2 separate regions of the Homo sapiens genome follow, and region 2 is linked to region 1. Evidence: chromatin contacts called from ENCODE Hi-C or POLR2A ChIA-PET data. All regions are on one chromosome and are shown on one strand. Each heading gives the region's core, a stretch centred on a gene start or an enhancer-like site at or near the end of the contact. The rest is flanking DNA. Distances are from core to core; before and after follow the strand shown.

Region 1 (4,483 bases), core at 1,218-3,717:
CCCAAAGCATTCGCCCAACTGGGTGGGTCTCCATGTAGGGAGATTAATATGATTGTCTCCACCCAGCATAACCCAGCTGGGTGTGGTGGCTCATTCTGTAATCCCATCACTTTGGGAGACTAAGGCAGGAGGATCGCTTGAGGCTAGGAGTTTGAGTCCAGCCTGGGTAAGATAGAGAGACCCCTGTCTTTACTAAAAACTTTTTTTAAAAAGCTTAGCTGTGTGTGGTGGTGCATGCCTGTAATCCAAGCCACTCAGGAGGCTAAGGCAGGAGGATCCTTTGACCCCAGGAGGTTGAGGCTACAGTGAGCTATGATGGTGCCACTATATTCCAGCTTGGGTGACAAAGCTAGACTCTGTATCTAAAAAAATTTTTTTTTTTTTTGAGACAGAGTCTTACTCTGTAGCCCAGGCTGGAGTGCAATAGCGTGATCTGGACTCACTGCAACCTCCGCCTCCAGGAGTCAAGCAATTCTCCTGCCTGAGCCTCCGTAGTAGCTGGTATTACAGGCATGAGCCACCATGCCTGGCTAATTTTTGTATTTTTAGAGTTTTAGTAGAGACGGGGTTTTGCCATGTTGGCCAGGCTGGTCTCGAACTCCTGGCCTCAAGTGATCCTCCTGCCTCAGTCTCCCAAAATACTGGGATTACAGGCATGAGCCACTGTGCCTGGCCTAAAACATTTTTTTAATTAAAAAAATTAATATATATAAATAGCACAACTCTACCTAAAGTCTGGATGGTGTGGAAGTCTCTGTAGGTTTGTATTCTTTTTTCCTTTCTTTTCCTCTCTACCTATCTCAGGAGGCTGAAACAGCTGCCTAGCAGCTGCTCAAGAAAGAGTTTGAAAGCATAGAATCAGCAGATGGTAGGAAAAAACATTCAAAACCCTGACTCTGCCTTACCTCCTTTCTTCCAAGGACAGGAACATTCATTTTTTTGTGTGTGGATATAGATTTACATGAAGATTACGTTCCTCTCCAACCCACTTCCCCCTGCTTTAGCACCATGGCGTGGCAACATCTCTGATTTCAGAAAAGAGAAAAGGAAAGAAAGGCTTTGAGGAAACCCAGAAATTCTTTGGGATTAACCAGTGTTTCTGTGAACCTGTCGGAAGCATGGTTGAATTCCTTAAAGCACAAGTGTGCTTTTAAAAGTTCCCAGTAAAAATAATTTTAACGACTATATAACATTCCATCAAAGGCACATTTAGTAATTTTTCTTTACTGTTTCCCGTTGATGGACATTTAGGTGGTTCATATATATATATGTATATATATATTTTTTTTTTAGGATTTTGAACATCCCTGAGAATAAATACTTGTCTGCATTTCTTATTGTTTTCTTTCAGCATGGATTTCTGGTTGTGCAATTACTGGATAAAAGACTATGACCATTTTAAGGGCTTTAAATATACACTGTGAAAGGGTTTCTTTTTGGAAATTTGAGATGCCCCTTGTGAGATGGATAATTATGGCAGGGAAAAGATATGCAGAATTAATCACTGGCATTAGCTGCTGGATGTATTTACATGGAAACTGCACTTTGGGCTATCAGTATGCACCAAACTGTATCTTTGTTTCTGAACAGCAGGCTGACCCAACAGATGGTTGTCAGGGTCTGTCTGTTTAGGGGAAAAACTAACATTCCAAATGCCAGATTCAAGAAATGCCATGATTCGCTGTTTCCCACTGGAGCAGCCAGGACTCTGGACTCCTTGGAGGACATTGAGGCAATGAAGGTCCAATCCACTTTCTGGCCTCAGCTAAAGCACTCATTTCCACTTAGAGGTATTCTCCTCTCTTGAAATATTTTTCTGTGTTTTCTTTTTCTCAGAGCTCATTGTACTTTTGAAAAGCCAGGCCCCCTCCTTTCCCTTTCCCTTCCCATGTTGAAAGTGGTGCATTTTTCTAAATTGTCTAACCAGGCAGAGCAATTAGTGCCCAAGGAGGCAGGAGGCCGATTGCTTTGCAGAATGAATTGTTTTCATGGGAACAGCGTTGAGAGGACTTTACTGAGCAAGAAAGCTTGCCAGCAACCTTGTTTGGTGCTGGCCCTCCTGTTTGGATTTCTAGAAGTTGTTTATATTTGCTGCTGCTCTAATAAACAGACCCTTTCATGAAGCAAATCCTTAAAATAGTTTCATTCCCAGCATGAGTCCTTGTCACCAGTCGGATGCTACAGCATAGAACCAGCTGAGATTAATTGTGGTCTCTGCTGTTTTCTGGTAAATAAATTCAGTCATTGCTAAGTCCTGGATTTTCACCTTATGTGTGAAGGCTTTCTTCAACCACCTGGTCTCTAAACATTCATTAGCTGGCTGAGTGTGTCAGGTCCTGTTTGGACACTGAGGATTGGAGTGAGGGATGAGACAGAGAAGGTCCTGTTTCTCACGGAGGTTACATTCTAGGGCTCGTAGTCAGACAATAAACTGATAAATAAACACAAAACGTGGCAGACGCTGATAGGATGTGCAGAGAATTAGACCAACCTGCTGTGCTGGTGGCTCTCTGTCCATGATTGGATGGTCCAGAAAGGCATCTCTGAGCTGACTTCTGAGTGACAGCTCAGACCGGCATGTGGAGAAGAGGGCGAGGATGCCAAGCTGAGGGAGCGATGAGTCAAATCAAGAAGACTGGTGGGTTTAATAAACAGAAAACCAGAAGGAAGGCCAGCATGGAAAGGATTCAGTGAGCAAGTGGGTATGGTATGAGATAGGAAGGAGTCAGGTCACCAAGAGCCTTGCACGTCAGAATAGGGTTCGGACTGGGTTTGAATCTAAGTGTAATAGGAATCACCGGAGGGTTTTTAGCAGATGATATATTGTGGCTTGAGTTTTAAACAACCCACTCCGCAGGCTAAGTGTTGGCTGTATCATAGGAACAGCAGAGGAAAGCAAGATTAGTAAGGAGCCCCGTGGTAGCTCACGCCTCTAATCCCAGCACTTTGGGAGGCTTAGTGGGGTGGGTCATCTGAGGTCGGGAGTTCAAGACCAGCCTGGCCAATATGGTGAAACTCCTTCTCTACTAAAAATACAAAAATTAGCCGGGTGTGGTGGCGGGCGCCTGTAATCCCAGCTACTTGGAAGGCTGAGGCAGGAGAATTGCTTGAACCCAGGAGGCGGAGGTTGCAGTGAGCCGAGATTGTGCCACTGCACTCCAGCCTGGGGGACAGAGTGAGACTCGGTCTCAAAGAAAAAAAAAGAAAAATTAGGAAGGAGCCCATTACGTATGGCAGTCCAGGAAACAGATGATGATGGATTGGGACTAAAATGGTAGCAGTGGAAAGAGAAAGCAATGTCGGAATTGGGATATGTACCTGTGTGATTTTTCTCTAACTACCATCAATTCTCCATTTCTCCAACACCAATTGGCTGTCCAAAAATTCAATTCAATTCAATTCTGACACTAACTCCAGAGTGAGCCCAGGTCCCACAGGTTGAGGGTTCAGTCCTACAAGACTGCCTCCATTTCAGACATCAGCCATGAATGAGGTGTCCAAGGCTACCCTTACTTCTGCCTGGGCTACCACGAATGTAGGGGTTCCCATGACCTCCTCCCACTCAGGTTTGGTGATTTGCTAGAATGACACAGAACGCAGGCAAGTGCTCTTCTTCCTATTGCAGTTCATTATAAAGGACACAAATGAGGAGTCAAATGAAGAGTGCATAGGGTGAGGTGTGGAATGGTCTGTCGCGCAGGAGTCTCTGTCCCTGTGGAGTCAGTATGTGCCACCCTAAACATGTTCGCCAGCTCAGAAGCTTCCCCGGCCTCCTTCTCTCAGGATTGTTATTGAAGTTCCATTATTGCAGGCATAATTGATTAAATCATTGCCATTGATGATTGAACTCATTCTCTAGCCCCCTTCCTATCCCCCGAGGTGGGGGGATGATGGTGAAAATTTCTACCCTCTAATCATATGCTTGGTTCCTCTGGCAACCAAACCAGCCCCCATCCTGAGGCAATCCAGGGGTCCTGCCAAGAGCCACTTCACTCACATAATCCCAGGTATAATTGAAAAGGGCTCATTATGAATAACAAAAGACACTCCTATCACTCAAGGAATTGCAAGGGTTTTAGGAAGTCTATGCCAAGAACACGAACAAAAGCCAAGCATATCTTTTTTATTATACCACTGTAATTGCAGTAGAATTCACAGACTTCCATGTGGGGAATTTGGAAAAGGAAAGTGTGCGTAATTCCTAGTTTTCTTGCCCAAGTATCACTAAATTACCCTGGTTGGTTTAGCTTATTCAGTAGGAAAGACATATGACATATCAAAGCTTGTTTAGATTACTCTGCATTTAATTCTGTCCCCAGCATTTTCTGTGAGGTGGTGAGAACAAACTTGGAAGCAGGAGAAGAATTGGAAGCGCTAGTTAATGTATTTATAAATGTCAAATTGACTGGTAATTCCACGCCCGCCGTAATATGAAAGAAGGAATGAAAACCACGTGTGAGCGTGTGTGTGGGGGGTGCAACAT
Region 2 (4,416 bases), core at 991-3,490, 38 kb after region 1:
GGCGGCAATCCTCAAGCTTGGCCCGAATCAACTCTCTACTTATGTTAATTTTGGCTCAGCTTCTTCCTTTTAGTTGACAGCTGAGATGCCCAGAACATTGAAGGGACAGGTAAACATTTCGACAGTGAACAGATAAGAATTAGAATGTCTTGAGTTTAGAGAGAGCTTTGTGTTTGCTCTCTGACATTTGTTTACTGTGTGTGAGGCTTTTACAAGTGAATCCCAGGGTGGGATAATAATAGCCGTGGGGCACCAGCTGCCGGCTAGGCTTTGGGTGCCGAAGAATTTGTGGACATTTTACAGGCTAATAGATTTTTTTTTTTTTAAACTGCAGGAGTTCTGTGGGAATTCCTCTGCAAATTTTAAAATAAGTTGTAGGAGTAGGAAAGTGAGACTTTCTCTTTCTCTCTCTCTCTATTTTTCCAAAGAGCGAAAATGAGCCAAATTTAGAGCTAGTTTTGAAAGCATTTTCTCACTTTGCCTTAGGAACGAAGAGTGAGGAAAATCAAGTGTCATCAGCACCAGCTCTTTGAATGCGGGTGAGAGGAAACACAAAGCCCCGGCTTATTTCAATTGAGCAAGACAATGCAAGAGATTTAGAGATTTTAGGTCGTAAAGGACCCGTGAGCTCCTTTGTTCCAAAGTTTGTCCTATTGCCATTGAGGCATCTGTTTTCCAGTAACTATAACCCCTGTTTCCTGAATCAGGGCTGCCCGCTCGGGTGGGTCACAGAGAGAAAGCATCGTGGGCCAAAATGTGGGTGTTGGGAGCCATATGGTGGGTTAAGAGGAAGATGAGGAGGAAGAGGTTAAATTGGGCTCAGGGATCAGAGCAGGCAGAGGGGTTTCCAGGAAAGTTAAGACGCAGGGCAGAAATACCATTCAAAGAGTCAACATTGTAACCCTGGAGGTGGGGACAGATTCTTCCAAGGTTATCTCAGGACTAATCTCTCATTCCACTTTCAGACTTACAACTAGGAAAAATGTGTTCTTTTCCCTTTGAGCTAACGTGGGCTATCAGCTTAGCATACCTGCCCTCGTTTCATCCTTTCTTGCAGGTCCACTCCAGGACCTGCCAGGATTGCTGTGAAAGACTCAAAATAGGACCCTCTGAGCCAGTTTTCCAATTCTCTTTCCCAGAATTCTGGGGTGTGCCTGGAGGGAGAGAGGGAAGCTGAATCTTCTCCATCCTGCCTTTCAGGTTTCCTGTCTCAGGATTCCTGGTAACATTTCCTTTGGGAAAAAGAAGGGAGTTCTGTCAATTAACAAAACATTTGAAAAATCACTCATCCACTCTCTTCTCATTTTACAAATGAGGAAACTGAGATCAAAATAGGTTAATAGACTGACCCAGGATTCTGCCATTAATGGCACAGATTGAGTTACAGCTCAATTTTTCAACCACCAGGGCACTGGTGATGATTTTAAAGAACTAAGATAAGGAGAAGAAGACTAAGTGTTAAATGCACTAGCTGCATTTCTATTTTAAACTACTGTAATATAGTAATTCTAAAAGGCCTCTTTTGCTGGTTTGCTTCTTTTATGAAAGCAGAATCAAACTCAGATTTCTTGCTTTAAATAATTCAGTTGATGACTGAAATTTAACCAAGTGGTGAGTTTCCTCACATTTTTCAGAACAGCCCTTAAGAAACAAAAATAATTATGTTTGTTGACTTAAAAAATTTATAGGAATACTTACTTTTTCCCACTTTCTCCCTTTTTCCCAACTTGAAAGCTTAACCTCATTTGATCATCTTCCATTCAACTTTCAAACACTGTCCATACTGTTGTGTAGTAACCATGCAGTGTTCTTCTTCAGTAGGGGATAAAATGCAACCACTATCTAGGGGTGAATAAAAATATCTAACGGTATTAGCAAACCAGTATAAAGTGTACAGTAGAAAAAATTTAAACTTGGAATTATGTCCTCTTTTCCAGTTTCTCTGGTGTTAATATTTTCTGGAAAACATCCTCAAGGCTTGTCCTAGCTACCATCTTCCTGACATTGTCCCAGGTGTTGCAGTTACTAATGTGAGCAAGACATCCTCCTGGCCTTAGCGAGTGTACCCAGGAGTTATATAAAGGATATTCTGGGAGCCGGAAGAAGGAGCGAATAAAGCAGACTGCACAGATGGAACATGGAAAGGCTTTTAACAGAAATGAATACTTTCAGACTAGGTTTGAAGGACTGAGTAGGAGTAAACTAAAAGAGAAAAAGCAGGACAAAAGAAGCACCACTTTGGAAGCTCAAAGCCGCACTGGAAACACAGTCTTTCAGGATGTCTGAAAGGGGCAAGTCTGTTTGTGTGGGGTAAGAAATGCGGGGAGACAAACGGACAGTGGACAGATTGCAGAGAGCTCTGTGTGCTGAGAGGAGGGTGCAGACCAGATTTTTAAATTGAGAATGCAACAGTGAAGGATTTCAAGCTTGGAGTGAGAGGGGAGACTACGAGCCTGCAGTGATAAGGCAAAGCTGAAGATTTCAGAGCCAAGGCCACACCCTACAGTTGCCATGGAATGGGGTGGCACAGTGGGCTTTGGAGGTAAAGTCTGCAGTTGAGAAGTTCAAGGGTAGTAAGTACTTAATGCCAGGTCAATCATCCCTTTTAAGACACAGATATCATCTGCAGCGTTTTCAGGAACAGCGATAGAGAAGAAAAGCGGGCAGCTACTAGATATTCAAATCTTCCACAAATGTCAGGGAGAGAGTCAGGCAGTTGGTAGAAGAGACCTGTAAAGCTGGGTACCATAAGCCTCAACACAGGTGTTTTTATTTCAAGGCTGGGGAGCTGTGCTTTGGAAAAGCAATGAGGAGGTAACAGGAAGTCTCTTCTCCTTCTAAATCCTGTGTTCATGGAGGAGGGTGGGTTTTCTCCTCTTGAGAGGGAGTTACATACAAGTTTAAGGGAAAAGAGTCTGAAGTTTCCACCTAAATGATTCTGAAAGAATCAGGTAAGTAGTTGCTTAGAAATATTGCTAAATGTTGCATAAAGAGATACAGCTCTTCTATGGAGTAACAGATCCCGGCTACTCAATAGCTTTTTGCATTTTTTCCTGGGCTATGGAGATATTTGCAGCTTTCCATTACGTGTTAATATCTCTCATCTTACCACTGAAAGTTTATTTCTATCAATTTGCCTTCAAGTGAACTGCAGTTTCATATTTGTGATTTTATTTTTACCAAAATGAAATGGCTTATTTTTATCAAAAAATACTATTGAAAAAAATACTATTTTACCAAGAATATTATTGTGTGCTAGATGCTGGAGGCATAAAAGGGAACAAGTTAGGAACTGTTGCTTTTCATGGACAGTTGGTGTGGAGTTTTAGTAAGACTTTTGAACACTTAAATTTATATCTTTCTTTTAAGAACCAATAAAAAAAGAGCAACTCTTTATAACAGCATTATATTACATCATCTTCAAAGATCAATGTGTGTACAACATTTAAATAAATCAATATCTAGGTGTGATCATTAATCCTTAATCATGATGAACCATTGCTTAATCTAACCTGTGTTTACTTTTATTTCTGTTATAATTTGTTGACATTTTAGAAGTATAGTTCTTGTTCTCCAAGAAATATGGCACTCAAAGTCCCTGAAATTACTTGCCAAGTCATTGGGCTTTTGTCTCATGTATTTCTTAGGTCTTTGAAACAACTAGAGATTTATCTTTACCCATCTTCTGGTTTTATCTTTTTGAGTCTTTTTTTTTCTTACAATGGTCTGTAGTCAATTTAGGCAAATCTCTGTGTGAGTATTATGTGTGAGTATTATATATCTCTATGCCTCTTGGCAGAGGTGAATAACTTTTCCTTTTTATAAGAGGAATATAATTTTCCTCATTCCCAGTAGACATTAAGCTTATTAGCTACTTAACATTTTGGTAATTTGCATTCATTTTCTCTATAGCAACAAAACATCTGAATTGGAAGGAGAAAAAATTAGTTTACACCCAAAATTACTTTTATAAAAGGTTATATATTTCCTCTAACAATTATTTAAAAAGCAAACACTGAAAAATAGTGTAATAAGTCGCAAAAATAAAACTAAAAATGGCTTTAATCACAGGTGTAGTCAAACCCCAGTGATCGTTACAAAACCTGTTAAGACTCATATGACTAAAATTGTGATTACTACATAAATAGTTTTATTATTTTTAAGCACATGTGTAAAGTTTAAGGAACATTTAAGAGTAATTGTTATTAGCAAATTATTTCTAAAGTCATCTTAAAATGCCTTATTTTTTTATTTATTTGAAAAGGGTAGAAATCTCTGTTCACGTTTACTTTGTTCCACTCTGCCAAAAGGGCATAAGTGTCCCAATTGTTTTATGAGCAAAACATATGTGTGACTGTGTGCATACAAGTATAGACATGAATTCACACACAATTCCATTAATAACAAGGGATATCC

What was found. Hi-C counts contacts between places; a loop is a spot of excess contacts on that map. ChIA-PET counts read pairs that join two places held with the same protein, here RNA polymerase II (POLR2A). Pooled maps may share reads with other maps.
Region 2: a map of Caco-2 shows a loop between it and region 1 (2.0-fold over the local background). The contact joins the promoter of LINC02217 here to the enhancer-like site in region 1. A Hi-C loop is called at or near these places in 2 of 168 maps with a recorded cell type or tissue (CD14-positive monocyte and Caco-2), 1 of 37 single-sample maps with no recorded cell type and 1 of 50 pooled maps. POLR2A ChIA-PET finds 5 or more read pairs at or near these places in 3 of 52 experiments (AG04450, H1 and HEK293).

Annotation. Positions count from the first base shown.
Region 1 is chr5:17,363,469-17,367,951 of GRCh38, forward strand. No RefSeq gene overlaps it. Among named protein-coding and RNA genes, the nearest start is that of LINC02111, 22 kb to the right of the region's middle. Within about 2 kb of position 2,468, at least 2 of the 41 ENCODE cell types and tissues checked have a DNase peak (open chromatin) inside an H3K27ac peak, as active enhancers do.
Region 2 is chr5:17,401,779-17,406,194 of GRCh38, forward strand. It overlaps LINC02217 (long intergenic non-protein coding RNA 2217), which reads left to right and starts at 2,241. Exons shown (of 2, transcript NR_134275.1): 1 at 2,241-2,310. RefSeq lists an enhancer at 1-299.